Regions from separate parts of the Homo sapiens genome. Here region 1 is linked to region 2. A link is an interaction called in ENCODE POLR2A ChIA-PET data of the cell type or tissue named here. Cell type or tissue: OCI-LY7. All regions are shown on one strand. Links, peaks and the distances in the headings refer to the core of each region. The heading gives the core; the rest is flanking DNA. Region 1 holds the start of LOC285819 (a long non-coding RNA gene). Region 2 overlaps BTN2A2 (butyrophilin subfamily 2 member A2).

The links. Peaks named below come from ENCODE experiments on the same cell type or tissue, not always from the same donor. Only the 100,000 strongest peaks of a DNase experiment are listed, where the experiment ranks them.
Region 1: POLR2A ChIA-PET joins it to region 2 with 5 read pairs; 9 of 35 experiments call an interaction of 5 or more read pairs at or near these places.

Annotation. Positions count from the first base shown.
Region 1 is chr6:26,475,909-26,492,700 of GRCh38, forward strand. It overlaps LOC285819 (a long non-coding RNA gene), which reads right to left and starts at 6,601. Exons shown (of 4, transcript NR_038992.1): 1 at 6,564-6,601; 2 at 1,927-3,212; 3 at 244-1,573. It overlaps LOC107986583 (a long non-coding RNA gene), which reads right to left. Exons shown (of 4, transcript XR_001744057.3): 2 at 12,095-12,236; 3 at 11,809-11,878; 4 at 10,741-10,781. It also overlaps a transcript of BTN2A1 not described here and the pseudogene BTN1A1P1. RefSeq lists an enhancer at 1,033-2,232 and a cis regulatory region at 2,234-2,669. In OCI-LY7, for the core only: no CTCF peak of the experiment used is centred there; no DNase peak of the experiment used is centred there.
Region 2 is chr6:26,386,108-26,399,150 of GRCh38, forward strand. It overlaps BTN2A2 (butyrophilin subfamily 2 member A2), which reads left to right. Exons shown (of 8, transcript NM_006995.5): 4 at 1,906-2,187; 5 at 3,898-4,104; 6 at 4,580-4,600; 7 at 4,696-4,722; 8 at 6,268-8,767. The coding sequence ends at 6,860. Among named protein-coding and RNA genes, the nearest start is that of BTN2A2, 9.5 kb to the left of the region's middle. RefSeq lists a silencer at 12,187-12,276. In OCI-LY7, for the core only: a CTCF peak has its summit at 3,318; a DNase peak (open chromatin) is centred at 3,324; H3K4me3 peaks cover 363 bases; H3K27ac peaks cover 667 bases.

The sequences.
Region 1 (16,792 bases), core at 3,619-11,618, 93 kb after region 2:
CATGAATCCAGTGCAGGCAGCATCTCAGGGGAGGGAGGAGTCTATTTTTCTGTTGATTTCCTGGGCTAAATTCCTGACTGACTCATTGCTGAAAGTAAATAACATATTATTATAGTTGAAAGATTTTTTTTTAGTGTAGTGATTTCAAACTGTGCTCATTTATATGCAACCCATGAACGCCTCCCTTCTCCTATGTCTCCTTTTGAGTTGTAGGGCCAGTTTGAAGCTTTATATATCATTTACCAAACTTAGGGTGGTGAGTGGGTGCTGATGGCAGCCTGGTTTGAAAATCTCCACTGGAGAGAAGACACAGCAGGATTCAGATGCAAATGACCAGAGCACTCCAAGTTGGAAAGAACTGCTGAGCGGGTCTGTAGAGCCCATCGCTCTCTCCTGTCTATTCATCAGCTAGGCTGAAGCTCCTGACAGACTCACACCAGTATCTTGCTGCTCCAGAAAGGTCGAAGATGGCAGTTTTCCCAAACTCCGGCTTGCCCAGATGTCTGCTCACCCTCATTCTTCTCCAGCTGCCCAAGCTGGTTTCAGATAGGTCTCTCTCTCTGGCCTGCAGAGTTAAAACATCTCAATAAATATAAAGTATAAAAAGAAGCTGGAGCCCAACCACTTCGGCACATGTTCACAGGATCTCGGGGCTGTGTCACAAGCCACTGGGCACTCATATCTGGCTGAGAATAAATCTCTTGCAATATTTTACAGAGTTTGACTCTTTTTGTTTGACAAAATAAATTCAACTCATAACTGCTGAGTTTGGGCTCTGGGCTGTGGAGTTGTCTGGAAATGGGTGCTGGGCTCCCACTGCTGCCTTTCACTCAAGGCCCCCAGATATAGCAACCATCTCTTAGTATGTAAAGATCTGATCTCAAATCATCAGGAGCTTCCAGGTTATTTCATTTTCCTTTTTTTCTCTTCTTTTCACCGATGTTTGACGTCCAGGTTATTTCTAAGGTGACAGAAAGAAGCAGAACACTTTCTTGTGCCTGATTGATCAGTTGATGTTTTGTAGGCGATAGGATTCAGATAGTAACAGTCCTCCAGTGCGTCCTTCCCACTCTCATTTTCTTCCTCCTCCTCCTCACATCTCAGCCCCAGAGGCCTATTGAAGAATTTCTATTCATTTTACAAAGAAGCTCCTGAAATTTTTATGTTAGTTTTGTCTTTTTATTTTCCTCCTTCTTCTTCTTCCTCTTTTTCTTCTTCCTCTTCTTCTTCTTCACACCACTATACAAAGGAGGAAGTTTAGTTTTGTCTTTTACTTTAAATTACACAAGATTTTTTTTTCTTTCTCTCTCTGTCTCTTTATTATTTTAAATTGTTTGTAGAGATGGAGTCTCGCTCGAACTCCTTAGTTGGCTCAAGTGATCTTCCTGCATTGGCCTCCCAAAGTGCTGGGATTACAGGTGTGAGCCACCGTACCCAGCTGATTTTCTCTTTAACCTGGCAATGACTCTTGTTTCTGTTTTATTATAGAATGGAAACTGGCTCGATCTTGTGCAGGTTAGTGGCTGGGCACTGCTCTGGGTGCTGAGATTTAACCTCTGAGGTATCCAAAGACCTAAAATAAGTGGAAATGAAAAATGCTGATACCCTTTTAGTGATGAACACAGAGATTTTAAGTTGTGGGGAAAAAAAAAAGAAAGAAAGCCTAATACTTCCTTGGAACACAGAGAGGGGCTTTGGAAGATGGCCAAGAGTCCAGCTTCCTGTGAGATTATCTCACGAGGCATTACAAGCCTGGGCACAGTCAACTCTTAACATCACCCTCTGGCTGCTGGTGACAGAGGGAGCCTGGGGGAATGGAGACCCCTTAGCAGGCCAAACAGCCCTCCCCCTGAGGAGACCTATCAACTCCTACAGCAGTGCTCTGTTTCTTAGAAGCAAAAATAGTCCTGTAACCATAACACTCACCAATGGTCAGACTTTTTGTTTCTGTCTTTCTCTCCAGTTGAAGTGACTCTGGACCCAAACATAGCCCTCCCTCACCTCTTTCTTTATTAGGATTCAAATCTGTTTGACTGGAAGATTCATGTCAGAAACTGCCTGAAAAACCAGAGAGATGTGACTCCTGGCCCTGTGTGCTAGGCCTGGAAGCCTTCACCTCGGAGAGACATTACCAGGAAGTGGAGGTGGGAGATGGGAAATAATGGTTGGTTGGAGTCTGTAGGAAGAATGTGATGAAGAAAATTCTCCTTGCTCTTAAGAATGGGATCTGGGCTGTGGAGTCATCTGTAAATGGGTACTGGGCCCTCTCCCCACTCAAGACCCTTCTCTTCTTGTCAGATCCCAGCCCCCTGGTTGAGATTTTCCTGGACTATGAAGCAGGAGGCATCTCCTTCTACAACATGAGTGACAGAACCCCTTATCTATGCTTTCCCCAAAGGCTCTTTCTCTGGCTCCCTTCAGCCTTTATTCTTCTTGTGGTCATGCGATAAAAAGCCCCTGACCACCTGCCCAATTGTTGATGGACTTTCAGGAGGTCACAGTCTTGTGAAGCCTGGGGCCTAAGGAGATTCTGTTGTCCAGAATTCAGAAAATTCTGCCTCCAGAAATACAAATATGCTCTTTTCTAAACAAGTGACAACACAATGTAGCCATAGGCTCCCTTAAGCAGCCACCTCATGTCAACTAATAGTCTTTGCTCTCTAGCCTCTCTCCTCCAAAGTCCATTTCGTCTCCTGAGGCTTCAGCTATTACTGTCAGACCCTCAGTTACTTCTGATGAACAGGGATTAGGCTTGAGAAAATGGAGATGCATTTAGATTGGCAGATATGGGGGACTTCTTAATGTGCTTTTATTGCTGCCTTATCTCTGAAAACAGGTTCTGGGAGTTTGGGAATAAGTCTGAGGGCATATAAAGGATTGAGACTGAGTGACTTAGGAGTGTGAGAGGAAATATCTTGATGTTGAGAACAGGGTTGATGTGGAGGGGTATTCTCTGTGTTATGCATGTAAAAAGAAAAAAAGGAAAAAAAAATCATTACTGGGAAAGAAAACACCCCAAGCTGAAGTCCAAGAAAGGTACACAGAGGAAACACAGAAACAGTTGTGTTAGCAGAAGATGACATGAAACCCAGCTGACAGTGAAATTAGGAAGTTGCCTTGGAATTTCAAGAACTTGCATTCTCAAGTTTATGGTTCTGTGTCCAACAGAGCAGCAAAATCCAGCACTTCTTCTTTTGAGTCTCCATATCGTGCTAACAGAAAGACAAGGGGTCGGGAGATGCAGAGATGAGGAGGAGCTCAAGAGTGACAGTGTTGAAGAGATTCTGAGCAGAACTCCACAGTGATCTGTGTAACTGATATCCAACCCTGATCCCTCCATCGTCTGCCTGTCCAACCCTTGCTTAGATCTCAATGTAACTTCACTTCATTGTGTCCAAGAAGTTCTCTGATCTCTTCCCCTGTGGATTTAGCAACCCTCCATTTTAGAGGCATTTTCAGGAATCTTTTTGCAATGCATCATCTCTATGAAAGCTCAGCTTCCTGCTCCCCAGGCCGATTTAGCCTAACATCCCTGGGCTACACCACTCCGACAGACATGCTGTCAAATTAGTCACCATCTTTCACACAGCCCATCCCCAGCCCACCCTTCACATATACAAAACCTCTTCTACCTACAGATTGTGTTTCTGTAATAGGAATTAGCTCATGTGCTTTTTGTTAATCCTGGAATTATGACAGCATTATAATGTCGGTGTTCCTTTTACTCATACTCAATTTTCTCCCAAATTAATGTGTTATGCCATTGAGGAAGAGTTATTTGAGTACAAAATACACCAGTAGCTAAGCTCAGAAAACCACAGAGAAATGCACTAGCATATGTAATGCCTTTTTGCCCCATGGTTTTCCTTTTGGCTTAAAAGAAACACAAGACCATAGCTTTGTAGATCACATTTTGTACAAAGATGACAACTTCTCCACCTTTAGCCTGTTGTCACAATGTTAGCCCTTACTCCTGTTGGTGTCCTAGAGCCAGCCAGCTTGCACCAGTTTAGGAGAGGTGATTGTTAAATTTTCAGGAAAGTAGTGAGCAAAAATCACTCATAGTAGGAGTATTTACACCACAGAAATTGCCAAACAATACTAAACAAGGCATTTCTTCCTGCATACGATTTATTAGCCCACCATTGCTTTGTTCCCAAATTCAGCAAACTCATCTTTTTGGTATACTTCTTTTTGAGATGGAGTTTTGCTCTTGTTGCCCAGGCTAGAGTGCAATGGTGTGTTCTCAACTCATCGCAATCTCTGCCTCCCAGATTCAAGCGATTTTCCTGCCTCAGCCTCCCGAGTAGCTGGGATTGCAGGCATGTGCCACCATGCTTGGCTAATTTTGTATTTTTAGTAGAGACGGGGTTTCTCCATGTTAGTCAGGCTGGTCTCAAACTCCCGACCTCAGGTGATCCGCCTGCCTCGGCCTCCCAAACTGCTGGGATTACAGGTGTGAGCCACCACACCCAGCCAGTATACTTCTTTCTATTAAGCTACATTCACCTACCTTCAGGTAAAGCCCTACATTTACTATTAAACACGTTTAGTTATTAGGAGTTTGGGTAACTGTGCTAAAAGTATTACTATCATTGATGTTTTTATTAGTGTTCTTTTTTTCTCTTTTTAAGGGTTTTTATGGACAATTTGGTGGGCATTAGGGAATGGGTGCTGCTGATTGGTTGGCTTTATTAGTGTTTTGGAAACAAACCTGCATGGGTTTTTAGTTGTCTAAGCCCAACTCTATTTTTTTGTAAGCCCTGGTGTTTTTGTTGCATGATTTTGCAGAATTCAAGGTGTTTGTTGTTTTTTTTTTCCAGGAAAATAATATGTTGGGTTATTGCAGAACACATACTTTATTTTCTCTAAAATCCCATAAATGCTTGGTTCCAGAATTTCAAGCATCGTTTTTTTGTTTTTGTTTTTGTTTTTTTTTAGAGATGAGGAAGTTGAGGCCAAGAAAAGTGAAAGTATTTAGTTAAAAACACATAGTAAGTGACTGAGCTGCAAGTAAACCAGTCTCCCAGCTATTCATGCAGTAAAATGACTGAACTACAAATGGGAATGAGAACAGATTAAACTAATCTGGAGCCAGAGTTGTCAGAAAGTTCTCTAGGGAAATCCATGAGCATGTCCCCATTGGTTCAAGGATTTCTTATGCAGAGGGAGAGAAATAACGTGATTTCTCTCACATGAACTCAGGGGCCAACTTTGGATAGAACTGAAAGCTGTACCTGAGAAACAAAGAGAAATATTCCTTCCTCCTTCATTTTATACTATTTCCAGCACCAAAACCTTTTCTTCTCTCTGCCTGCCCCCTTCCACACAAACTGTCCAACTCCATTCTCATTTCCCCACTGAGGTGGATGCTGTGGTGCCCTGCCCTGGTCACTCCGTGTTGGACTGAGACACACAATCAACCAGCTGCAGAGAGTGTTGGTGGCTCAGGGCCCTCAGCTGACTCCATACCATGAATTGTTAAAGAGCCAAAGAGAGCCCTGTTGCCCAAGGTTATTCCACCTCTCAGTGAGTGGACCACATCCAATGACTGGAAAACATAGGTGTAAAGGTCCTGGACCCCTTGCACAAGGTACACAACTCTGAAGGGTCACCCCAGTTCCAGAGTTCATTGTGAGACTGCATTATATTTCAACTTTTCCTTCTGTCTATCCTCTTTCCTTAACTTCCTCAAGGTATTGATGCTGCGGGGCTCTCCAGTGGATGTCCTATAGTCTATTTCTCTGGAACCACCAAAGACAGGGATTCTTAAAAGTGTGGTCTGACCCTAAGATTCTTTCAGGGGATCCATGAGGTGAAGACTTTTTTTTTTTTTTTTTTTTGAGATGGAGTCTCACTCTGTCACCCAGGCTGGAGTGCAGTGGTACGATCTCAGCTCACTGCAACCTCTGCCTCCTGGGTTCAAGCTATTCTCCTGTCTCAGCTTCCCGAGTAGCCACCACTCCTGCCTAATTTTTATATTTTTAGTAGAGATGGAGTTTCACCATATTGGTCAAGCTGGTCTCAAACTCCTGACCTCAGGTGATCCACCCATCTCTGCCTCCCAAAGTGCTGAGATTACAGGTGTGAGCCACCGCACCTGGCCAAGACAATGTTTATAATGATACTAAAATGTTATTTGTGGCTGGGCATGGTGGCTCATGCCTGTAATCCCAACGCTTTGGGAGACCAAGGCAGGCAGATCACTTGATGCCAGAAGTTTGAGACCTGCCTGGGCAACATGGTGAAACCCTGATCTCTACAAAAAATACATAAAATTATCTGGGCATGGTGGTGAGTTCCTGTAGTCCCAGCTACTCAGGAGGCTGATGTGGGAGGATCACCTGAGCCTCGGAAGTCGAGGATGCAGTGAGCCATGATCACGCCTCTACACTCCAGCTTGGGTGACAGAGTGAGAACTCTGTTTCAAAAAAAAAAGAAGCGAGAGGATCACTTGAGCCCAGGAATTCAAGACCAGCCTGGACAACATAGTGAGACCCCCATCTCTATTTTTAAAAATAAATAAATAAATTTTTTTTAAGTTATTTGCCTCTTTTACTCACATACTCTCACATGTGTGCATTGGAGTTTTCCAGATGTTGAAGACATGATGACATCATCCCTCTGACACCTATTGGAATGTATGTCACAATGTGTATTATTGTGTTTAAAATGCTGTGTTTTAAGGGCCGGGCATGGTGGCTCACACCTGTAATCCCAGCACTCAGGGAGGCCGAGGCAAGCCGATCACTTGAGCCCAGGAGTCAGACCTGGCCAACATGGTGAAACCTTGTCTCTATGAAAAATAAAAAAATTAGCCAGACATGGTGGTGCATGCCTGTAATCCCAGCTACTAGGAAACTGAGGCAGGAGAATCACTTGAATTTGGGAGGCGGAGGTTGCAGTGAGCCGAGATTGTACCACTACACTCCAGCCAGGGCAACAGAGCGAGACTCTCATTTAAAAAAAAAAAAAAAACCTGTTTTATTTATTTATTTGAGACAGGGTCTCAATCATTCGCCTAGGCTGGAGAGTAGTGGTGCCATCTAGACTCACTGCAACCTTCACCTCCCAGGCTCAAGTGATGTTCCTGCCTCAGCCTCCCACGTAGCTGAAATTACAGGTGCATGCCACCACACATAGCTAATTTTTGTATTTTTTTGTAGAGACAAGGTCTCACTATGTTGCCCAGGCTTGTCTCGAACTCCTGAGCTCAAGCGATCCACCCACCTTGGCCTCCCAACGTGCTGGAGTTACAGATGTGCACCACCACACCCAGCCCAGTTTTAATTTTTAAATGCTAAGTGTTGATAGATATAACTCACATAAATAAAAACTCTCTGGGATTCTCAATTATTTTCAAGAGTATAAGAAGGTCATGAGACCAAAACATCTGAGAATTGCTGCTCTAAGATAACCAAATCTACCCTGGGAGGAAAAGGCTGAGGTTTTAAAGCACAAGTTATTTTCAAATTATATTTTTAGACATTAAACACGTGTGCATGCACGCACACACACACGTAGAGAAGTCAGTGAGAATGGTTAAGTGAGGACTTCTGAAAATCCCTCCCTCCATAAAAGCAGTAAACACTGGCAAAGATTGGCAGAAAAGGCCAGGTGCAGTGGGTCACGCCTGTAATCCCCTGCACTCTGGGAGGCCAAGGCGGGCGAATCAACTGAGGTTGGGATTTCGAGACCAGCCTGACCAACATGGAGAAACCCCATCTCTACTAAAAATACAAAATTAGCCAGGCATTGTGGTGCATGCCTGTAATCCCAGCCACTCAGGAGGCTGAGGCAGGAGAATCTCTTGAACCCAGGAGGCAGAAGTTGCAGTGAGCCAAGATCGTGCCCTTGCACTCTAGCCTGGGCAACAAGAGTGAAACTCCATCTCAAAAAAAAAAAAAATTGCCAGAATCAACTTTCTCAGAACTCTGTAAATTAACCTAAGGCTTGCAGCAATCAGAGTGAATTTTATTCAAGAAAAATGGCTGAACCTCAGTAAGAACAGTACGTTTTATAGGCATTTTAACATGTCCTATTACACTACCACCACCCCACCACAGCTCTGCAGTAGCCTAGAAACCACCCCACAATCACAGTGAAAAACAGCGCCTGACAGTCACTGGAGGGAATAGAAAGGGGTTGGGGCTCCTTCAAAACCCCATTCCTAGAGAATTGTCATTACTAGACATGCCTGGTTGTTCCTTGTGTAGGGGAGGGAAAAATCTGCTTCTCTTTACCCCTCTAGGTTATTTGGCTAGGCTATTAATTAAATTTATCTAAAACAGATTAATAGGAGAAAAACCATTTTAATTACATGCATATGTACAGGAGTCCCTCAAATCTCAAAATATGAGACTCAAAGAAGGGCCGGATGATTGAAGTTAATATAGCATCCTGAGCTACAGAAAGGAGGAAGTCAGGGCTTCTGGGAAACGATGGAGACAAATTATGGGATGGTGAGAGAAGAAAATGTATGGTGAGTAAAGGTTACCTTGTTACAGATAAAAGTTCCCCAAGTGGTAAAACTTGTCTCAAAGCAGTTCTCTTCCTGGTATAAATACCTCTACTAGTAAAAATTTCTTTTATAGATGTAAATTTTTCTTTACAAAAGGGGTGTTTTATAATTCATTTCAGACAGTTGAGGGGAAGGCAAGGAGATTTTTCTATGTTGGCTGGTCTTTAATTTCTTTTAGCTCAAAAAGATCAGTATGCCAGGGTGGCATATTTTGAGATGGCATATTCTGGTCTCCTGCACTCATATTTTTGGATGGTGTGTCCTGAAACTCAGCACCCAGAAGACGTCACTTGCAAGCTTTGTCCTTATTTGATCTGACGCAAAGCTCACCAAGTGTGAACAGGGTTTTCTCTGGGAGCATTTGTTGACAATAACCAGTGACAATTGTTTAACATCACAGCTGTCTGAGATGGTGGGTAATCATTGGAGCAAACAATAACTAAAAAGCTTAATAGGAAAGGCTGAGGAGTGAAATATATACAGAGGGCTTTGAAAATCTCTGACGTATTTCTTGGATTCTAGAAGTCCACACATATACATAGGGTTGTGCACATGCCCAGGGCTGTGTGTGTGCTCTGGAAAGACCTGAGAAGGCCCTAAGTTCTCACTCTAGCTGATCTTGAGGCTCTGTGTGGCCTCATCCTTCACAGGATGGGGACCCACTGCCACCACCACCAAATTCCTGGTCTCAGAGTCATGTAGAGAGGGCCTGGCCATCTTGACTACCACAGCACAGCACACTCTACCCCATGCCTGGTGGTAAATGAGCTCTTCCCTCTGGTCACATAAAAGGACCTCTTCCAGTTGCCCCATTGACACCCATTTTAGGCCCCAAACCCACCTCTCTTCCCGATTAAACTGTTGCCTTAGTAGCTCATTAGCTTATAACCATAGGGCGAAGTCCCGTCTCAGGGAAACTATTGCTGCCACAGGGTTGTCAACCAAGGAGAAAAGTGTGAGAAAATGACATGTTGTAAACCACTTGCTTTAACATCAGGGTGGCACATTCAACCTAATGCTTGATTGACACTGTACGCTTGGACTTACAGTCCTCTCTCTATATATATGGGGGGGGGGTGGGGGGAGAGAGAGAGAGACAGAGAGAGAACTACGGGGCCTCCTAAGGAGAAGAGGAAACCACAAATGAAGGTCAGAGACAGAAGTGGATAGAAAGCTGGGAGAGGGAAACAGCTGTGAGCCTGATTAAATCCCACCATGACAGCTATGAGGCCCAGGAGTTGACAGCCCATTTCCACCCAACCTCAAAGATTTCCAGTCCACGCTGGAAATCTCCAGGCCTAGAACTGGGATGAAGGAATATTGTACTCTAAGTTTCCAGGAGAACAAACTCATGATAAGCTGACTTGGTTCAGGTGATCCTAGAATAACTAAGGCTGTAGGCATGGTTACCCATGACCTGAGTTTGAGCTTACTGGCAAGCAAGTAAGTAGTGAACCCGGGCTATCATTAGGTTCATCCTCAGTAGCTGGAGGGGACTAAAAGTGAGCCGGGCATCTAAAGTGATGGCTTCAAGGGTAGTGTTTTGGATTCAAACCAATTCAATAATGCATTTTTGTAATAATGACCTGGAAAAAAAATGTTTTAAAAAAATAAACTTATCAATGTTGGTCAAAACCATCATTAATGCAGTAGTCAGATCTGGAAATATTTAATAGGAAAGTATAAAAACCGGTCTTTTATGGCTGCAGCTCTAGAGGAGTTGTATGCTTTTTTCATTTATTTCTGGTATTGCTGATACTCTTTGAACAGTTTTGTTTAAAGAAAGGGTACAACACTAAGTTTCAGGAAGAGAGAAATTCAGCCGTGGTCTCGCTGGTTGTATTTTTAAAAAGTCATTTTATTAGACCATTTTCACATTGCTATAAAGAACTATTTGAGACTGGGTAATTTATAAATAAAAGAGATTTAATTGACTCACAGTTCTGCATGGCTGTGAGGCCTCGGGAAACTTACAGTTGTGGCAAAAGGTGAAGGAAAAGCAAGCACCTTCTTCACAAGGCAGCAGGAGAGAGAGAGGGAGGGGTGAGAGGGAAAGTGTCACACTTTTAAACCATCAGATCTCGTAAGAACTCATTCACTATCACGAGAACAGCATGGTGGAAACTGCCCCCATGATCCAATCACCTCCCGTCACGTCCCTTCTTCAACACATGGGGATTAAAATTAAAGATGAGATTTGAGTGGGGACACAGATCCAAACCATATCAGTCTTATCTTCATGGTGTCTCTGTTTCTTCATCTGTACAAAGAGAGTTAAACCTGAGGACTTTTTAAAATGAATTTGTGTGTGCATGTGTGTTTAAGTTATAGAATGTTTCTATTCACTCTTTTAGAGTTCTCATGACAACCCTGTGAGACAGTTTATTTATTTTATTTTATTTTATTTTTTTCTTTGAGACAGAGTCTCGTTCTTGCCCAGGCTTGAGTGCTGTGGTACAATCATGGTTCATTGCAGCCTCAACTTCCTGGGCTCAAGCAATCCTCCCACCTCAGCCTCCTGAGTAGTTGGGGTGGGAAGCGCATGCCACCGCACCTAGCTAATTTTTTATTTTTTTGTGGAAACAGGGTCTCACTATGTTGCCCAGGCTGAGATAGAGATTATTAAGTCCATATTGTGGTTGATAAAACTGAGGTCTGGAAAATTTAAGTCTTTTCGTTTCTGAATATTTCCAGATAAAATAAAAAAGAAACTGTTTTGTTTTTTCTTTTCTAAATCCTACTCATCTATATCAATTAGCTATTGTTGCTTAGTAAACCATTCAAAAACTCAGTGGCTTTAAAAAGCAAGCATATCTATTGCTTACATTTCTACAAGATGACTTGGGTTTGGCTAATCTAAGTTAAGTTCAGATAGGGTGCTCTACTTCTCACCTGCCAGTTTATGTGTCAACTGGAATACCTCTGCTCTATGAATCTACCAACCTCCTGGGACCAGTAAGCAAGCCAAGGTATCTACTTCTCATGCTGCCAGCAGAGACAGAAGAGGATGAGAAGTGACAGTCGTGAGGCTTTTAAGTCCTATGATTAGAACTGGCACACTATCATTCTCACCCACATGCTACTGGCCAAAAAAGTCATATGGGCAAGCCTAGAGTCAAGAGGTAGGACATATATTTCACCCATGAAGAAGCATTGCAAAGGTTTCAGGGATGGCCAATAAGTCCTTCAACCACAACCTATCTCTAGGCCATAATTATTCATGTCTCTCACACATACAAAAATATCAATACATTCAATCCCAATCACGGGACCTTCAAAAGTCTTACCCATCCTGTCATCATTCTTAAAGTCCAGCACCTCATGTTCTACCTGAGGCTTGATCCAGCTCCTCTTGATCTGGAGACCAATGAACAAAAAAAGGGTAAGTCCATCCACCATCAGCATAGATCCCTGCATTACACACACACACCCAATGTACAATGGTGGAATAGAGGCAGAATTACCACATTAACTTCCGTTTGAGAGAGAATTATTGGAGACCCATAGCTGTCACAGTTCCACAGCAATTATGAAATGAAATCCCACTGGGCAAATGTTGCCATTCTTCCTTACTTTGTGATAGAGTCTGTTCCTTGATTAGGCTGTGGTTCTGTTCACTGGGAGTGGCTCTGGTGTCCTTGTCCTCCACAGCTCTTGGTTCCACCCTTTGGGAGAGTCTTCATTTTCCATCCTCCTCAGCCCCTTCTGAAGAGAACTTTAGAGAATAAACCATTTTGGTCTGCTGAGTAACTTTCTCGGCCAGCTTCATGGCATTCAAAATTGGGAGTCCAAACAATCTCAGTCTCTTCTAATGTAGGCTGACTTTGTCAATACAGTTTTCTCAAGGCTTTGTGAGTTTTCTTTGTATTTGATTTGAGTTCACTCGCATGTCAAAAGCAACACCCAAATTATTTTAGAGAAATACCTCTTTCTCTAAATCTTATTTGGGGTACAGCAAGCTGTTATGGGTCCACACCCTTTAAGCTACCCAGAAACCCTCTTGTACATTACCTTATTCCTTTCAAGGGATTTGAAAAGTATTTTGGTCTACACTGGGCTGTAATAATAACAGTAATAATAATAATAAAGAAGTATGTTACAGCCACACCCATCATTTGATCTTAAGCCAGAAGCCATATCTTACATGGCAGTCCCTGAATTTCATCTTTGCTCCCAGAGTATGTCAACTGCTGGCTGGAGATCTACTGTCTCATCTACACTCATAGATGAAAAACAGTTTTATTTTTCAACCCAGAAGCTCAAAGTTCTTTATCTTCTAAATTCTACTTAAAAGCTTGCCTGGGCCGTGCCCAGTGGCTCACACCTATAATCCTAGTACCTTGGGAGGGCGAGGAGGGTGGATTGCTTGAGGCCAAGAGTTCAAGACCAGCCTGGGCAACATGGCAAAACCCTGTCTCTACTAAAAATACAAAAATTAGCCGGGTGTGGTGGTGCATCCCTGTAGTCCCGGCTACTAGGGAGGCTGAGGCACAAGAATCACTTGAGCCTGGGAGGCAGAGGTTGCAGTGAGCGAGATCGATATTGCACCAGTGCACTCCAGCCTGGGTGACAGGGCAAGACCCTGTCTCAAAAAAAACAAAACTTGCCCATTCTTTCCTGAGCCCACCTCTTTCCTGCAGTATCTTGTATGCAACTAAAAGCAATTAACTCACATATCCAACATTTTGCCTGGAAATTTCTTTGCCTAAATCCAAAAGTTCATTAGATGACATTTTATATCTCTCAAGTTCTACAGGCAACAGTTTGAATAAATATTTGGTAAATACATAACACAGGTCGCCATTTCTTCTAGCCTTCTCTGAGGGAAAAAAGCAGGTTTTCTCTCCCTCTACTCACACACTCAAACACAGAACACTTTTGTGATCAGACATATGGGGTTGGCCTCTGCTAACCACAAGGCAATTATCCAGTGGACACCAATTGGGTATCTTATAATTCTATTCTGACACCATCTACCTGGAGATAGTGACAGATCTCACAAGTTGGGGGCTGGGTCCAATAAGACTGCACCCACTTCAGATGCCATTCTAAAATCTGCGCCACCCATTCTTCTGACCCAACAGCTACAAACCAGGGTTTCCACGACCTCTTTTTAGCAGGGAGGTTCATTAATTTGCTAGGATGACTCAAAACTCAGAGAAATGCTTACTTACATTTACTTGTTTATTCACTTATTTTTATTTATTTATTTTTTTTTGCTAAACATCTCCTTGCAGACATTTACTGGGTTATTGTAAAGAATATTACAAAAGATAAGCTCCACAGCCAGATGAAGAGATGGACAGGACAAGGTATGTGTGTGGATGGGAGGGCGACACGGAGTGTCCATGCCCTTTCTGGGCATACCATTCTCTAAGCACCTCCATGTGCTAAACAATCTGGAAGCTCACAGAGAGCTGTAGTTGTATAGTTATTGTCAGGCCTCTGAGCCCAAGCTAAGCCATCATATCCCCTGTGACCTGCACGTATACATCCAGATGACCTGAAGCAACTGAAGATCCACAAAAGAAGTGAAACTAGCTTTAACTGATGACATTCTACCATTGTGATTTGTTGCTGCCCCACCCTAACTGATACGATATAGTTTCCCCGGCCCTTAAGAAGGTACTTTGTAATATTCTCCCCCACCCTTAAGAATGTACTTTGTACACCTATCCCAAACCTATAAGAACTAGTGATAACCCCACCACCCTTTGCTGACTCATTTTTCGGACTCAGCTCGCCTGCACCCAGGTGAAATAAATAGCCTTGTTGCTCACACAAAGCCTGTTTGGTGGTCTCTTCACAGTGACAGGTGTGACAGTTATATAGTTGTATAGTTTGTGTAGAGCTTTGTCTGCAAACCCCATACCATTTCCTGGAGGTTGGCCAGTGGTGCTAAAAGTTCTAACCCTCTACTCCTCTGATCACTTAGTCTTTCTGGTGATTGGCCCTGTCCTGAGGCTATCTAGGGGCCCTACCCTAACTTATCGAATTTAATAGCTCAGGTGTTATCTAATTGGCTCACTATGAATAACAAAAGACACTCCTAAGAATTTTCACTCAGGACATTTCAAGGGTTTTTTTCTCAGTACAAAGACCAAATATATTTCATATTATACCACACCTTCCATAACAGTTTCCAGCCATTTTCAGCTTCCTATTAAGATTTTTTTTAGCTCCCGCCTATCCAAAATCAATGCCACGTATTTTTGGTTTTCAATATTGTAACACCTCACTTTCAAGTATCAATTTCTGTATTGTGTAGCCATCGCTGAGTAAAAAATCACCCCAAACTCACTGACTTACAACAACTCTTATTATTGTTCATCTTTTGGGTCTCAGCTGAGTGTGGCTGATCTAGTCTGATGATGAGTTCTCATGCCTTCAGGGTCCCCCCTTCCAACACCTGCCTAAATTAAAAAAACAAAACAAAACCAACACCTTCATAGCAGTGACCACATGGCCAGAGTTAGCCACTTATTCCAGAGTTTTTAGAGATATGAAACTTGCTCCAAAAATCTCCACTTAAAGAAACTGAAGATTAAGAAACAAAACAAAACAAAAACAAAAAACACAGATTGGGTGCAGTGGCTCAGGCCTGTAATCACAGCACTTTAGGAGGCCAAGGCGGGAGGATCACTTGAACTCAGGAGTTCAAGACCAGCCTGGGCAACAGAGCGAGACCTTGTCTCTACTAAAAATTAAAAAAAACAGCCTGGCTAACATAGTGAAACCCTGTCTCTACAAAAATACAAATATCAGCTGGGAGTGGTGGCACGCGCCTATAGGCCCAGCTACTCCTGCGGCTGAGGCAGAAGAATTGCTTGAACCCAGGAGGCAGAGGTTGCAGTGAGCTGAGATAGCACCACTGTGTTGTAACCAAGCGAGTTATAGAGAAATGCCACACTTTGAGACTAATTCAGGAGTCCTTTATTGCCGGCAACTGAGAGATGGCTAGCGCTCAAAATTCTCTTGGCCCCCAAGAAAGGGCTAGATTTTCTTTTACACTTTGATTTATAAAGAGGAGGGGGAGCCTAGCTGAAGCAATCTTACAGAAGTAAAACAGACAAAAAAAGTTAAAAGACAAATGGTTATGGGAAAACAAACAGTTCCAGGTGCAGGGGCTTTAAATCCATCATAAGGTGATAGATGCAGGCCTTTTGGATACCATCAACCGGATACAAATGTGGGGGCTTAGGGTACTATCAACCGGGCGAATACCTGGGAACTGTGGATATAGCTTGCCACAGTATCTTATCAGTTAAATGCATTCTTTGATGTGCTGGGAGTTAGCTTGCACAAGTTAACTCCTTGAGGAAGGGGGTGGGTAAGGGGCTGCAGGTGAAGAAGCCAAAATGGAGTTTGTCTGGCTCTCTCAGCTAAGGGAGAGTCAATTCAGGTTAGAACAAGGTAGGGTATCACAACTGTACTTCAGCCTGGGTGACAGAGTGAGACTACATCTCAAAAAATAAAAAAAATAAAAACAGCCGAGTGTGGTGGCACACATCTCTAGTCCCAGCTACTCGGGAGGCTGAGGTGGGAGGATCATTTAAGCCCAGAGGTTGAAGCTGCAGTAACCAAGCCTGGACAACAAAGCAGGACACTGTCTCAATAAATAAATAAATAACCAATACCTGAAGGAAAGTAACATCTCAATAGTGCCTGTTTAAAAAGCAGAGAGGGGCTCCTCAGGAAGCTGACTTATTCCTGATTCTGTGTGACTCTTGAGAAGGTAGAGAAAGGGAAGACAGAAGAATCTCCAAAGACGAGACCCCTTGCCACTTCATGTCACATTTTCCCCATTCCTACTCACCTCCCCTTATTCTCACTTTCCTGATCCTCCTCATTTCCCATACTGTATTTATTAGCTTGGAGGGATTTAAACATCAACTCCAATGGTTTATTTTTTTTGTTTCTTTTTTTCACAAGCCCTTTCTCATAATATCTCTTGCTTATCTCCCTCCTTCTCTCTCTCAGAAAGATTCAAAACTTTTTTGAGATGATCAGGTTGGACTTGGAGCCACTGTTTCTTGCTGTAGGAGGGAAGAATGGATTGGAGGACAGATGCAGCAGTCACAGAAGGCCCTGAGTCGCCCCCGACTCCCACACCAATCGTGCAATTAGGGGGAAAATACTTCCTCAGAGTTTCTCATCAACTTTTCTGGGGTATTTTGTTTTAGCTCCCTTACTCTAAGAGTGATTCTCTGCTCAGTGACTGTAACATGCCTCAGACTTCCCATTTAGACAATAATTTTTCTTTCAGAAATG
Region 2 (13,043 bases), core at 4-8,003:
CAGAGAGAGTGACTTTTATATAAATAGATGATTTTTATTAAAGCACAACTAAATACAGAAACAAAGTTATCTATAATTCCTGCTAACTCCACAGAGAAAGACTAAGAATTTAGCTGGGAAGAAATTGGCAAGGCTTCAGCATAGAAATGCACTTAAACTGGGATTTCTAATAGTTTGTTAAAAGTGACACTAAGTGATTACCTCAGTGTTGCAGTTAGTGTATTTTGCTTTAAAAGGTATATTTCAGGACTGAAAAAAGCCTTTAAGTTGCAGAATAATTCGTGGTGACATTTCAGTCCATCAGACCAGTGGAGGCAAGGACTAGGAAATTGGGTTCTTCCCAGGGGGCCCCAAATCATAACAGGTAGGAGACCCTATCTTTGCTACTCACAAAGGCAACCTTACATCTGATTAAAACAGAATATCGTGGATGGAGGGCTTCTTGACCCATTGTCATGACTGTGTTCACAGCAGCACTGCAATGTTGCCCAGTAATGAATGGTTGTATGTGGCAGGGACCCACTACTCTTTCTCTGTAAAACCAACCCTGTCCTGGCCTTCCCTAGTCTGAATTGGGTTGCTGTAGGACTTTTTGTTTGCTTGCTTATTGTACTCTGTTTGTTGGATTGGTTGGTGGCTGATTTTTCCCTTAAATCTATTGTGTCATGCTTACCCGTATTGAACCCATGGAATGTTTTGTAGGACTTTGTTTTCCAATTTGCTGAGGTATTTTAATTTCTTTTCTAATTCAGGATTTCTGTGTGAGCCTTCAAATGCACAACTAGCTTTTTTCTCCTGACAAAAATTAAACAGAGCAGAAAGCACTAGGCTTAAGTGATTGCTTTAATTTTCTTTCTTTAACATAATTTGTTGGGAGACTTTACAAAGGAATTATTCAGGAGAAGTTTGGATGATCACGCATGGCTGAAGGGTCTCCCAGGACCATGCTTTTGCAGCTCTCTCACTCTGGGTATTCTCTTTCATTGAAGGTTCTAGTAAAGATAGAATATATTTAGGATGAGCCTGAATTATTAGGATTTTTGGTGATGATCTCTGACATTGAGGAGGCAATATGGTTATCTTAAGGATCCCAGGGGCATCCAGATATTTCTAATACATTGATGTTCTTAAAGGACTGTAAGAAAATTCTCTATTGGATGGAACCTCTGGGAGGTAAACAACTGTGAATTAGAATAAGAATTGGCTTTGCCAGCTAGTTCTGTCTATTCTCCTAAAAACCATCACCTCCTATGGAGGTAGATAGCCATGGTGATGTGAGGCCCTGAACTAGACAGAAGTGTCAGTGACTTTGGTTCAAAAAGTTTCTTAAGATTTAGCCAAGGCTGAGCATAGTGGCCCATGCCTGTAATCCCAGCACTTTGGGAGGTCAAGACAGGTGAATTGCCTTAGCTCAGGAGTTTGAGACCAGCCTGGGCAACATGGCAAAACCCCATCTCTACAAAAAAAAAAAAAAAAGAAAGAAAGGAAAAAAAGCTTCTGCCAACCTGATAGGTTTCTGTCATTAGTGTATTATTTTAGAGCTTCAGGAAATTGAGGTCTGCAGAGAAGTCATCCCAGGAGCAGAAAGTGAAATTCTCAACCTGCCTGTTGAGAATTTGGACACACCCTCCTGGAAGTGAGAAAATTAGTCTTTGCCAGAATAAATTGCACAGCAAGCATTTATAGCAGACAGATAGATGCTTGGTGCTGTGATGGGGCCTTCAGGTGGAGCATAAAGAAAAGTGTGCAATGTGATCCTTTCTCTTTGAGATCTCACAATTTATTTTGCATATTGGTTTCCTGATGTTCTCCAAAACCAAGGGTCTTTCTAGCAACCATCCATCAAGGTGCAGTAGGGGCTAAGATACCACTGCCTTTTGGCTGAGCCCTGGTCTCCCTTTCCAGGCCTTGGGTCTAAGCCCCTCATTGAAATCAAGGCCCAAGAGGATGGGAGCATCTGGCTGGAGTGCATATCTGGAGGGTGGTACCCAGAGCCCCTCACAGTGTGGAGGGACCCCTACGGTGAGGTTGTGCCCGCCCTGAAGGAGGTTTCCATCGCTGATGCTGACGGCCTCTTCATGGTCACCACAGCTGTGATCATCAGAGACAAGTATGTGAGGAATGTGTCCTGCTCTGTCAACAACACCCTGCTCGGCCAGGAGAAGGAAACTGTCATTTTTATTCCAGGTTAGTTCTCTGCCCTCTGAGACCTATCAAGTGTATGCAGGATCCTCAGCACCCAGATGGAGCCCAGAGCGGGAATGGGGGCAGCAGTGTGGGTGGAATGGTCCTGGGCCCTGAGGAGCTGGAGGCTGCAGCTGAGTTGAGACGTCTCCCCTCCTCACAAAGGGAGATTCAAAGAGTCCCAAAACACAAGAGTAGGAGCCTCTTCTCTGAGGGTAAACCTGGTCTTTTTTTTCTTGATTAGGTCTTTATGCTGCAACAGTTGTAAAATATTAAGGACAACCATCAAACCTGGAGAGTAGTGTGGGTGGGTGACTGTCTATGCTTGGCATTCCTGTATGTTGCAGCCATCCCTTCCTGTCTATGGGACTTCCCAAAGGACAGAGCTGGGGAAATTCCCTATCAAGAGACATTCATAAATGTATTCAACAAATGTTCAACAAGCATTTCTTATGTTTAAGACTGTACAGGAAACCAAGGGTCAATAATTGAACAAAATATATCAAAATTTCTCTCCTCAAGGAGTTCATATTCTAGAGAGAGACAGCGGCCGGGCACGGTGGCTCACACCTGCAATCCCAGCACTTTGGGAGGCCAAGGTGGTTGGATCATGAGTTCGGGAGTTCAGGACCAGCCTGGCCAAGATGGTGAAACACCATCTCTACCAAAACTACAAAAATTAGCCGAGTGCGGTAGCAGGCGCCTGTAATCCCCGCTGCTTGGGAGGCTGAGGCAGGAGAATTGCTTGAACCCAGGCGGCAGAGCTTGCGTCAAGATCGTGCCACTGCACTCCAGCCTGGGCAACAGAGTGAGACTCTGTCTTAAAAAAGAAAAAGAAAAAAAGGGAGCGCGAGAGAGAGACAGCAATATATGAAATAATTGAAACAAGTGATTAAATAAATAATAATCTATATATTCTATCACATGGTGACGAGCATGTAGGAAAAATTAAGCAAAGAGAAAATAGAGAGTTCCAGGGGTGTGAGGCATCAGAATTATTAACAAGGTGGTCAGGGAAGACTTCACTGTAAAGATGGAAATTGAGCAATCAAGACAAGGAACCATCAGATGCTTAAGGACTGAGCAGCCAAGGTACAGGAAGAGCATATGCAAAAGGCCTGAGGAAGGAGCTTGTCTGGCAGTTTCCAGGACTCCCAGGAGGTGATGCTGGTGTGGCTGAAATGGAGTGAGTTCAGGAAGTAGGGGGAGATGAATTCACAGAGTGATGCAACTACGTTATATATGGCAGCACAGGCCACAAACAGGCTTTGGCTTTTAGAGTGAGTGAGTGGGAAGCATTGGAAGGTTTTGAGCAAATAATTAACATGATCTCACTTGGGCTGCTCTGCTGAGAGTAGATTACAGAATAGAGCAGAACAAGAAGGAGGGCACTCTAGTATTCCAGGCGTGAGTGATGGTGGTTTGAGGCAGGGTGATGGCTGTGCTGACTCAGCATGGCTGGTTAGTTTTATGCACTCTGGTCCTTTCCATGGTGACTCCAGATGTTTCTGCTTTGCCCCCTTCTGGGCCCGGCCCTGGCAGTCACTGAGGTGTCAGCCAGTGTTGAGCCAGCATCGCTTTCTCCATCTAAGGTTTCTGAGGGAGAAGCCAACAGAACAGGTGGCTGAGGAGCTCTTCAGATGTGCTCTTAGGGGCACTCTCATCCAGATGTTCTATTTCAAACTAAATGGACTTTTCTGGCTGCCTTTTCAGAATCCTTTATGCCCAGCGCATCTCCCTGGATGGTGGCCCTAGCTGTCATCCTGACCGCATCTCCCTGGATGGTGTCCATGACTGTCATCCTGGCTGTTTTCATCATCTTCATGGCTGTCAGCATCTGTTGCATCAAGAAACTTCAAAGGGAAAAAAAGATTCTGTCAGGGGAAAAGAAAGTTGAACAAGAGGAAAAAGAAATTGCACGTAAGGAATTTGTAAAGAAAGTGTGGAAAAATAGAAAGAAATTCAAAAAGAAAAGTTAAATGAGTAGGAGGACAATTGACTGTCATAGAAAGGCCACAGCTCTCACAGGTACCGGCTTAGGGAAGAGAGAGAGGAAATGCACAGCAGCAGCCACAAGGGCTTGGAACTCTCATGTCATAAGAAGTAATCATTCAGAGCTTTCTTTCTTCCATGCTGCACACATTACATTCATTCACCTGGCTATATGCAGCACTACATGGCTGAACGAAAGTTCAGACAAAAGTCTAACAATGTACTGATACTACCCAGCCATCTGATCATACATCATTGCTGGTTTCTGACTGTTCCTTAGGCATAAACGAAGGGTGATGTTGGTGTTCATAGAAAGGATGGTTCCTACGTTGTTTAATACAAGCTCAATTTCTCTTAGTTCTTCTGTTGAAGACATGATTTTGTTTCTGTATTTTGTTTTCAGAGCAACTTCAAGAAGAATTGCGTAAGTTTAGCCTTTCCTGAACTACTCCGTGTACAATTTGTGTTCTGCTTACTTAGCAGTGTCTCGTGACATTCACCTCTGTCTGTCCCTTGCAGGATGGAGAAGAACATTCTTACATGCTGGTGAGTGCCTCTGATGTTCTCTCAGATCTCAGCTTTCTCCCCACTAGCCAGCTAACAGGACTCCTTAGAGGAGATGAGCAAGGGGCCCAGGGCTACACAGGGACCATAGGGAACTGGGGTCAGTTCATCAACGGTGTCCCAGCAATGATGCATCATGGCTCTTCTGTCAGGGAACCCCAGCAGCTCTTAATGAACCCTGCAGTTTACATCCCCAGGACCCTTTCTCTTTTGGAATAATTTAATGCATGATTATCAAAGGTTTCCCATGCATAGTAGCCTCCTAAGAGTTACATTTCAGAAGTCATTGCTCTTTGATTCTGGATCAATTTGAAATAAGATAATGCTGTCTTAGCAATTCATATCCTGGGAATGGTATAGACTGTGCACAGTTGAAGACCTATGTGAGGAAAAGGCCATAAGGGTCCCCAGTAAGCCTGATGCAATGGTGTACAAATAGGTGGCCAGAAATACCTTTCTGCCTCTAAGAGAGCACTGATATTCTGCATGTAGTCTGCCAGGGGAAGGGGTTTGGGTGAGTGGGAGGGTGAGTGGGAGAGCACAGAGAAACCAATCGCCCACTTCCAGTGAGTTCTCATCTTGTGATTCGGCACCTCTGCCTGTCAGCACCAAAGAATCCAAACTTTACCAGATACCAGGGCCCATGGACCTTTCCTCTTTGGCGAGTTTCAAAATTGCCACTGTCATTTTGGGACACAATCACAACTTGTCACAATCAGACATATCAACTTGTGGAAAAGAGAAAATCATTTTAATGCAATAGAAAGGTAGACTGAATAAGTAAGAATACATGCAGAAGGTAGAGGTTTGCAGAATGCTCAGCTCCTGGGGCTTTTCCTGTATGGGAGAAGTAATCCTGGTAGATGTCAGACTCATATTGTTAAAGCAAAACTGGATTGAAGTATTTCTTCCCTAACTTTGCCCACACATCCCTCAGGCACCAGGTTTTCTTTTGCACACATTTATTCTCCTTCTTTATCCTTTGAAGTGTGCCCTTGTCAGCCACTTAAATCAGTTGTCACCTATTAAAACAACCTATAGGACCAACGAAGAGGTCCTTCACCACCTAGGACAGTGTGTAATGATAGACTCACTTAATTGATCCATTGAGAGGTATGTGGGGGAACAATAGGAGATAAAGCTTCTGTGATGGTTTAAGCCAAGTTGGAAAGTTTCTAACTAAAGAAAGTCCCAGAGATCATATATCTTGAATAGAAAAGGGATCAGATCTTAGAATGCTGAGAAAAACTGGGAACCATTAATTTTGGCTCATTTCCTAAACTCTCTGGATTTCATAGAGCCACAATTCTTCTCAACCTGGGGGCACTGCTTCTGTCTCTGGAGAGATAGAAGTGCAGCTTCCGTAATTCTCAGGGTATGAGCTGCCTGGGATCAGGGGACCTTCATGGAAACGGCCACTACATGGGGAACCCCCTTCAGCTTTCTGAGACTTCTCTGGGGACCAGGAACCACACAATCCCCAGGGTTCCTGAGACCCCAGGCATAAACCTGAGACTTCCTCTGCAGCTGATGTGGTCCTGGATCCAGACACCGCTCATCCCGAGCTCTTCCTGTCAGAGGACCGGAGAAGTGTGAGGCGGGGCCCCTACAGGCAGAGAGTGCCTGACAACCCAGAGAGATTCGACAGTCAGCCTTGTGTCCTGGGATGGGAGAGCTTCGCCTCAGGGAAACATTACTGGGAGGTGGAGGTGGAAAACGTGATGGTGTGGACTGTGGGGGTCTGCAGACACAGTGTTGAGAGGAAAGGGGAGGTCCTGCTGATTCCTCAGAATGGCTTCTGGACCCTGGAGATGTTTGGAAACCAATACCGGGCCCTGTCCTCCCCTGAGAGGATTCTCCCTTTGAAGGAGTCCCTTTGCCGGGTGGGCGTCTTCCTGGACTATGAAGCTGGAGATGTCTCCTTCTACAACATGAGGGACAGATCGCACATCTACACATGTCCCCGTTCAGCCTTTACTGTGCCTGTGAGGCCCTTCTTCAGGTTAGGGTCTGATGACAGCCCCATCTTCATCTGCCCTGCACTCACAGGAGCCAGTGGGGTCATGGTGCCTGAAGAGGGCCTGAAACTTCACAGAGTGGGGACCCACCAGAGCCTATAGAATCAATTCCTTGGACTCACAGCCATGCAGATAAGCCCTGGCCATCTCAGCAGCCACCGCACAACCCCCCTAATGAAAGACACGCCCTCCTCCCCTCTGGTCACGTAAGAGAACATCTTCCAGCTGCCTTTTTCACACCCACTCCAGCCCTCTGCCCCAGTTTTCTCCTCCTCACTAGTCTGTGGCTTTAGTAGTTCCTTTGCTTGTAATTATGGGATGGGATCCAGGCATAGGGAACTAGTTGTTTCATAGCTCCCAGTCAAAAAGAAAGTGAGAGAAGCTGTTGGGCAGCGAACCTACTGTTTAAAATCAGGATAACCACATTAAGCCCAATATGCCAGTTGGCACCAGATGCTGTGGACTTGGAATGAGGCCAACAGGGTTCACCAGGATGAGAGAGGAGAGAGGAATCCACAGGACCACCAGAAGGGAGAGGGAACCAGATATGCAGATCAGAGATAGAGGAAGTGGAACCAGAGAGCTGGGAGGGACCAAGGTTGTAAGGATGGCTAAGTCCCACCATAAGAGCTAAAGGGTCCTGGGAGATGATGGCTCATTTCCACCCAACCCCAGGATTTCCACAGCACACACCCACAGGCCTGGACCTGGGATGAAGATGAATGAAGAACATGGACTCATGTGGATGTGGTTTGGCTCAGATGTCCCTGCAATAAACAAGGGGTCAGTACTTAGTCCCTGAGTGTGGTTGAGGTTTGAGGTCCTGGTCGAGCAGGGCAGTACTGGACCAGGTCTACGTCAGCATTCAGGTTCAATGGGGACACCAGTGGCTTCAAACTTCCTGATCTAATTATGTTTTTAGACACTTAGAAGTTATTGAGGACTTTAAAGAGCTTTTGTTTATTTGGGTTAATATTTATGACATTTGACATTGAAACAAAAATTTAAAATGTTATCTTTTAATTTATGTTAAAATAGCATTAATAAATCAGTTATAGGTTAATGTAGATAGGATGTTTTGTGAAAAAGCAATCTATTGTGTCCAAATAAAAAAACAAAAAGTGTGACACTGGTTAACTTTTTCCAGATCTCATGTCTGGCTTAATAAGAGATATTTGTATTATCATATCTGCCTTTGTATTAAACCTATTGGTATATCATAGGTCATGTTAGCTCAAAAAAACTTTACTGCACACTACTGAGAGAATGAGATGAAAAACGATTAATGTTTCATTATTATTATTGTGAAAATATTATTAACACTGGGGACTCCTTAAGAGTACATCAGAGTTCTCTCTAGGAATCCCAAAACCACATTTTGAAACTAGAATAGTGGATCCTGGAAGTTAATCCATGTGCTGGTTAATTTTAGATGTCAACCTGACTGGATTAAGGAATACCTAGACAGCTGGTACAACATTATTTCTGGGTGTGTCTGTGAGTGTGTTTCCAGAAGAGATTGGCAAGTGAGTCAGTGGGAAATTCTCTCCTTCTGTTGGCTGGGTGCCCAATACAACAAAAAGGCAGAGGAAAGGCAAATTCTTCTCTCCTCTGGAGCTGAGACACTCTTCTTCTTCTGCCCTTGGACATCAGAACTCCTGGCTCTCCGGCCTTTGAACTTCAGGACTTGTACCAGGAGGCCCTGGGTTCTCAGGCCTTTGGCTTTGGACTGAGAGTTACACAATCAGCTTCCCTGGTTCTGAGGCTTTCAGACTTAAACTGAGCCATGCTACCAGCATCCCAGGGTCTCCAGCCTACAGATGAGCTGTTGTGCGATTTCTTAGCCTCCATAATCACATGAGCCAATCTCCTTAATAAATGCCTGCTCATAGATCTGTATCTACATCTATATCTGTATGTGCATCTATATCTATGCCTATATCTATATCTATATCATATTGATTTTGTCTCTCTGGAGAACCCTGACTAATAAAATGAGGCATCTAAAATTCTAGCTTGAATGGTAGTATTTTAGGTTTTAGACAATTCAGTAATCCAGTTGGACTGAAAAAATTTAAGTAATCAAAAATTTTATTACTGCAGTTACAAATAGACACAATATTGAAAGAATCAGGAGTGATTTTTTCAATACCTGATTTGTAAAGATGGAAAGCAAGGTTGTTTGTGTTAATGTGTATGTCTTAGTCTATGTGGGCAGCTATAACAAAAATATCACCAAGACTGAATGGTTTGTAAACAACAGAAATTTATTTCTTGCAATTCTGCAGGCTGGGAAATCTAAGATCAACACCCCAGCATAATGGTGTGTGGTGAGGGCCCATAGACTTGTTCACATGCCAAAGGATAAAGATAGATCTGTAGGGTCTCTTTTGGAAGGACACTAATGACATTCATTAGGGCTCCCTCAACCTCAGAGAGAAAATAGAAGGAGGAGATTCCAAACTTCCTGCTGCTGCCCTGACCTGCTCCTGCCCCTCCTCATCTATTTTCTCTGATTTAAGAAGCAGGTATCCTTTCCCCTGTGTCAGGCTAATTCTCCATCCACACCCTGGACTCTCACTCTCCAGTTTCCCTTAGGACTTCTGTGTTCAGTTCATTCATTCATTCAACAAAAATCAATGAGTACTAACTACATGCCAATCAGTGTTCTTGGTACTGGGGGCAGAGAAGTGCACAAAGTGTAAAGTCCCATTCCTTATCATTGTAGAAGACAGAAAACAAAATAAGTAGTAACAGATATGGTGTGTTGGATGATGATAACTGCTCAGGAGATAAATAAATCAGGGGAAGGAATATAGGAAATCACAATTTCTAAAAGAGTGGTAATGAGCAATGGGAGTGAGGCACAGAATACCTGGGAGAAAAGCATTCTAAGTTGAGAGAACAGCAGTGCCAGAGCACAGAGGCAGAAGCACTGTGGTTTGTGTGAAGAACAGCAATGAGGCTGGGGTGGGCAGAGCACACAGGGTGATCAGGAGATTAGGAGGTGACAAGGCCAGAGGGGGTTGAGGGCCAGATCATATATGGCCTTGAAAGTCATCATGCTGACCTGGGCTTTACCTCTCAGAGGGGAGCCACAGGAAGGTTAAAGCAGAAAAAGGACTGGACTTACTTACATTTTAAGAAGTTACTTCACATGCTAGACTGAGATGGGCTGTGGGTAGGGGTGGTGGATGGAGGCCTGAAGACCCAGCTGGGAGCTACTGCAGTGATCCAGGGGAAAGATGCAGATGACTTGTACCAGGGAGGAGCCATGAAAATGTTATGATGCTGGATTTATTTTCAAGACAGAGTAAAAAGGCTTTGCTGATAAACTTACAGGTGGGGTATGAAAAAGGAGGGCATCAAGGGTGACCACAAGGTTTTGGTCCTAAGAAATGGTACAAATGGAGTTGCCACTTACTGAGATGAGGAAACTGAGGGAGAAGCAGGTTTTGGAGGCCAGGGGAGGAGCCAGCATAGAATCCAAGGTCAGTTTTGGATACGTTCAGGTTGAGGAGCTTACTAGAGATCCCCGTGGAGATGCAGAGTAGGCAGGTCAGTAATAAATGTGTAGTCCAGGCAACGGGTCAGGGCTGGAAACACAAGTTTTTCTCTTTATCTTCTTTATCTGCATGTTTGTTGTCATGCCTGTTTCACTTTAATGCATTAGTGATCTATTGCTGCATAACAAATTACCACAAACTTAGTGGTTTAAAACAGCACACATTTATCATTTCAGTTTCTGTGGGTCAGAAGTCCAGGCAGAACTTAGTGAGCTCCTCTGCTCAGAACTTCACAGAGCAAAAGTCAAGGTGTTGGCCAGGCTGTAGCCTCATCTAGAGTCTCGACTGTGGGAGAGTCCTCTTTTCAGATCACTCAGGTTGTTAACAGAGTTCATTTCTTTACAGTTGTAGGACTGAGGGCCCCAACTCCTTGCAGGCTGAAGCTGGAGGTTGCTCTCAGCTCCTACAGGCCTCCTCAGCTCCCTGCTGTGTGGATCCCCATGATGACTACTTTCCTCTTCATAGCCAACTAGGAAGACAGAGCCTCTAGAGTGGGTCAGCTAGCAAGAGAGAGTCTTACACTACATAGTGTAGTCATGGAAGGGACATCCCATCAGTTTTACCATATTTTATTGGTTAGCAGCAAGCCACAGGTTCAGCTCACACTCAGGGAAAGTACAGGCTGCAAACTGCAAGAGGAGTAATCATAAGGGGTCCACTCCAGACTCTATCGGCTACATCATATAAGAAGCTCAATGTTCTCCCATTGTAACTGCCCTGCTTCCTCTTTCCCTGGGCAATACAAACATGCTAACCTCTCTCTAGGTCTCTACTTTCATACAAGCAAAGTCTCAGAAAGAGAACACATACATGGCCATCAGGGACTGTCTGCCATCATGATGGCCACTGCTGTACCACACCATAAACATTGTTTGTTTTTTTCTTTCTTTCTTTCTTTCTTTTTTTTTTGAGATAGACTCTTGCTCTGTTGTCCAGGCTGGAGTGCAGCAGCATGATGTCGGCTCACTGCAACTTCTGCCTCCTAGATTCAAGCAATTCCCCTGACTCAGCCTCCCAAGTAGCTGGGATTACAGGCCTGTGCCACCATGCCCAGCTAATTTTTGTACTTTTAGTAAAGCGGGGTTTCACCACGTTGGCCTGACTGGTCTCTAACTCCTGACCTTAGGTGAACTGCCCGCCTCAGCCTCCTAAAGTGCTACATTACAGGCAAGAGCCACTACTCTCAGCCCATAAGCATTGTTTCTATCAGTTACTAATGGTTTCCCAACCATTAAATCCGTTACACATTTCTATTTTCCCCTCCCACCCCCGTGCTTTCCTTTTTAGAGAGACAGGATCTTGCTCTGTCACACAGGCTAGAGTTCAGTGGTGTGATCATCGCTGACTGCTGCCTTGATCTCCTGGGCTCAAGCGATCCTCCTGCCTTAGCCTCCCACAGTGCTGGGATTATAGCTGTGAGACACTGGGCCTCGCTTGTCATTATACACTTCTGTCCTTCCTTTATGGACAACACTGAGTTCTTCATAGACCTGCCTGAGTAGGTGTTCCTGCCTATGTGGCGTCTGCCTCATCAATCCCCAGGGCCCTCTTCTTGGCCTTTCCCTGCTCCTAGGGAGATCTTTCTCAGAATTCTTGCTTCACTTGCTCCAGAACTGCTGATATTCCTTAGGCTTTCGTCTTGGCCTCTCTTTTCACACCACATATGCTCTTGTGGGGTCCAATCCGTTTTCAAAGCTCTATCCCATAAGCAGACTCCCACCAGCACTTGCATTTCTGTCTCCAGCCCCACGCATTCCCTGAATGCCCACTAGACATCTCACAATGAGTGTGTCCAAAACTAAATTCCCATCAACCCTGCCTACCCATCATTAACTGAATGAGTGACACCACCTAAGAGTCATTTCAGCCTTCTCATGCTCTCTTTTACCTACCACTTCTGACTGATAGCCAGGCCCTGCTATTTATACTTCCTTTCAATAGTCTAGCTCAGTGGTTTCATCACAGACTCTGGAGTGAGACAGCCTGGACTCAAAGCCCAGCTTAGAAAGAAACTACTCATGTGGCCTTGGGGAGTTATTTAACCTCTCTGGACCTCAGATTTTATATCTATTAAATGTGCGAAATAAGGTTTCTACCTCTTAGGGTTGTCATGAGTCGTATTAATACATGTAAATCTCTTAGCACAATACCAGCATGGTAGCAGGTTCTATGTAAGTATTTCCTAGTATTAAAGTTAGTAATCAATAAAGTCTCCTATCCCCCATTGCCAAGCCACCATAATTTCTTGCCTAGACTGTCACAGTAGCTTCCTTCCTGGTCTCCCTATCTCCTAACATCTGGCCCACCGGATGAGGATGGGATATATTGTGCAACCCCAGCAGACATCATCCCATAGAATACAATGTAAATGGCACCTCCTTCCTCCCATCTTCCCTGCACCTACCTCACTTCTATTTTAAACATACACATTTCCTCATGTCAAACTTTTCAGATATTTTCCCTTCACCTTCCCACTAAAACTCCAACTCCACAGCAGACATCTGTTGATGTTGTCTCCAGGGGAAGTGGATTTAGGACTCATCAATGCAGGGATCAGAATTGAGCCTTTCAGAATGGAAGACAATGAAATTCATTGAGGGTTACTACTTGCAGGGCCTGTGCTAACTGCTCCTTAAATAACTTATGGAACAGATCTCATTTCTGCCCTACAGATGAATAAACAGAGACCTTGAGTAATTAGTTAACCGGCTTTGGGTTC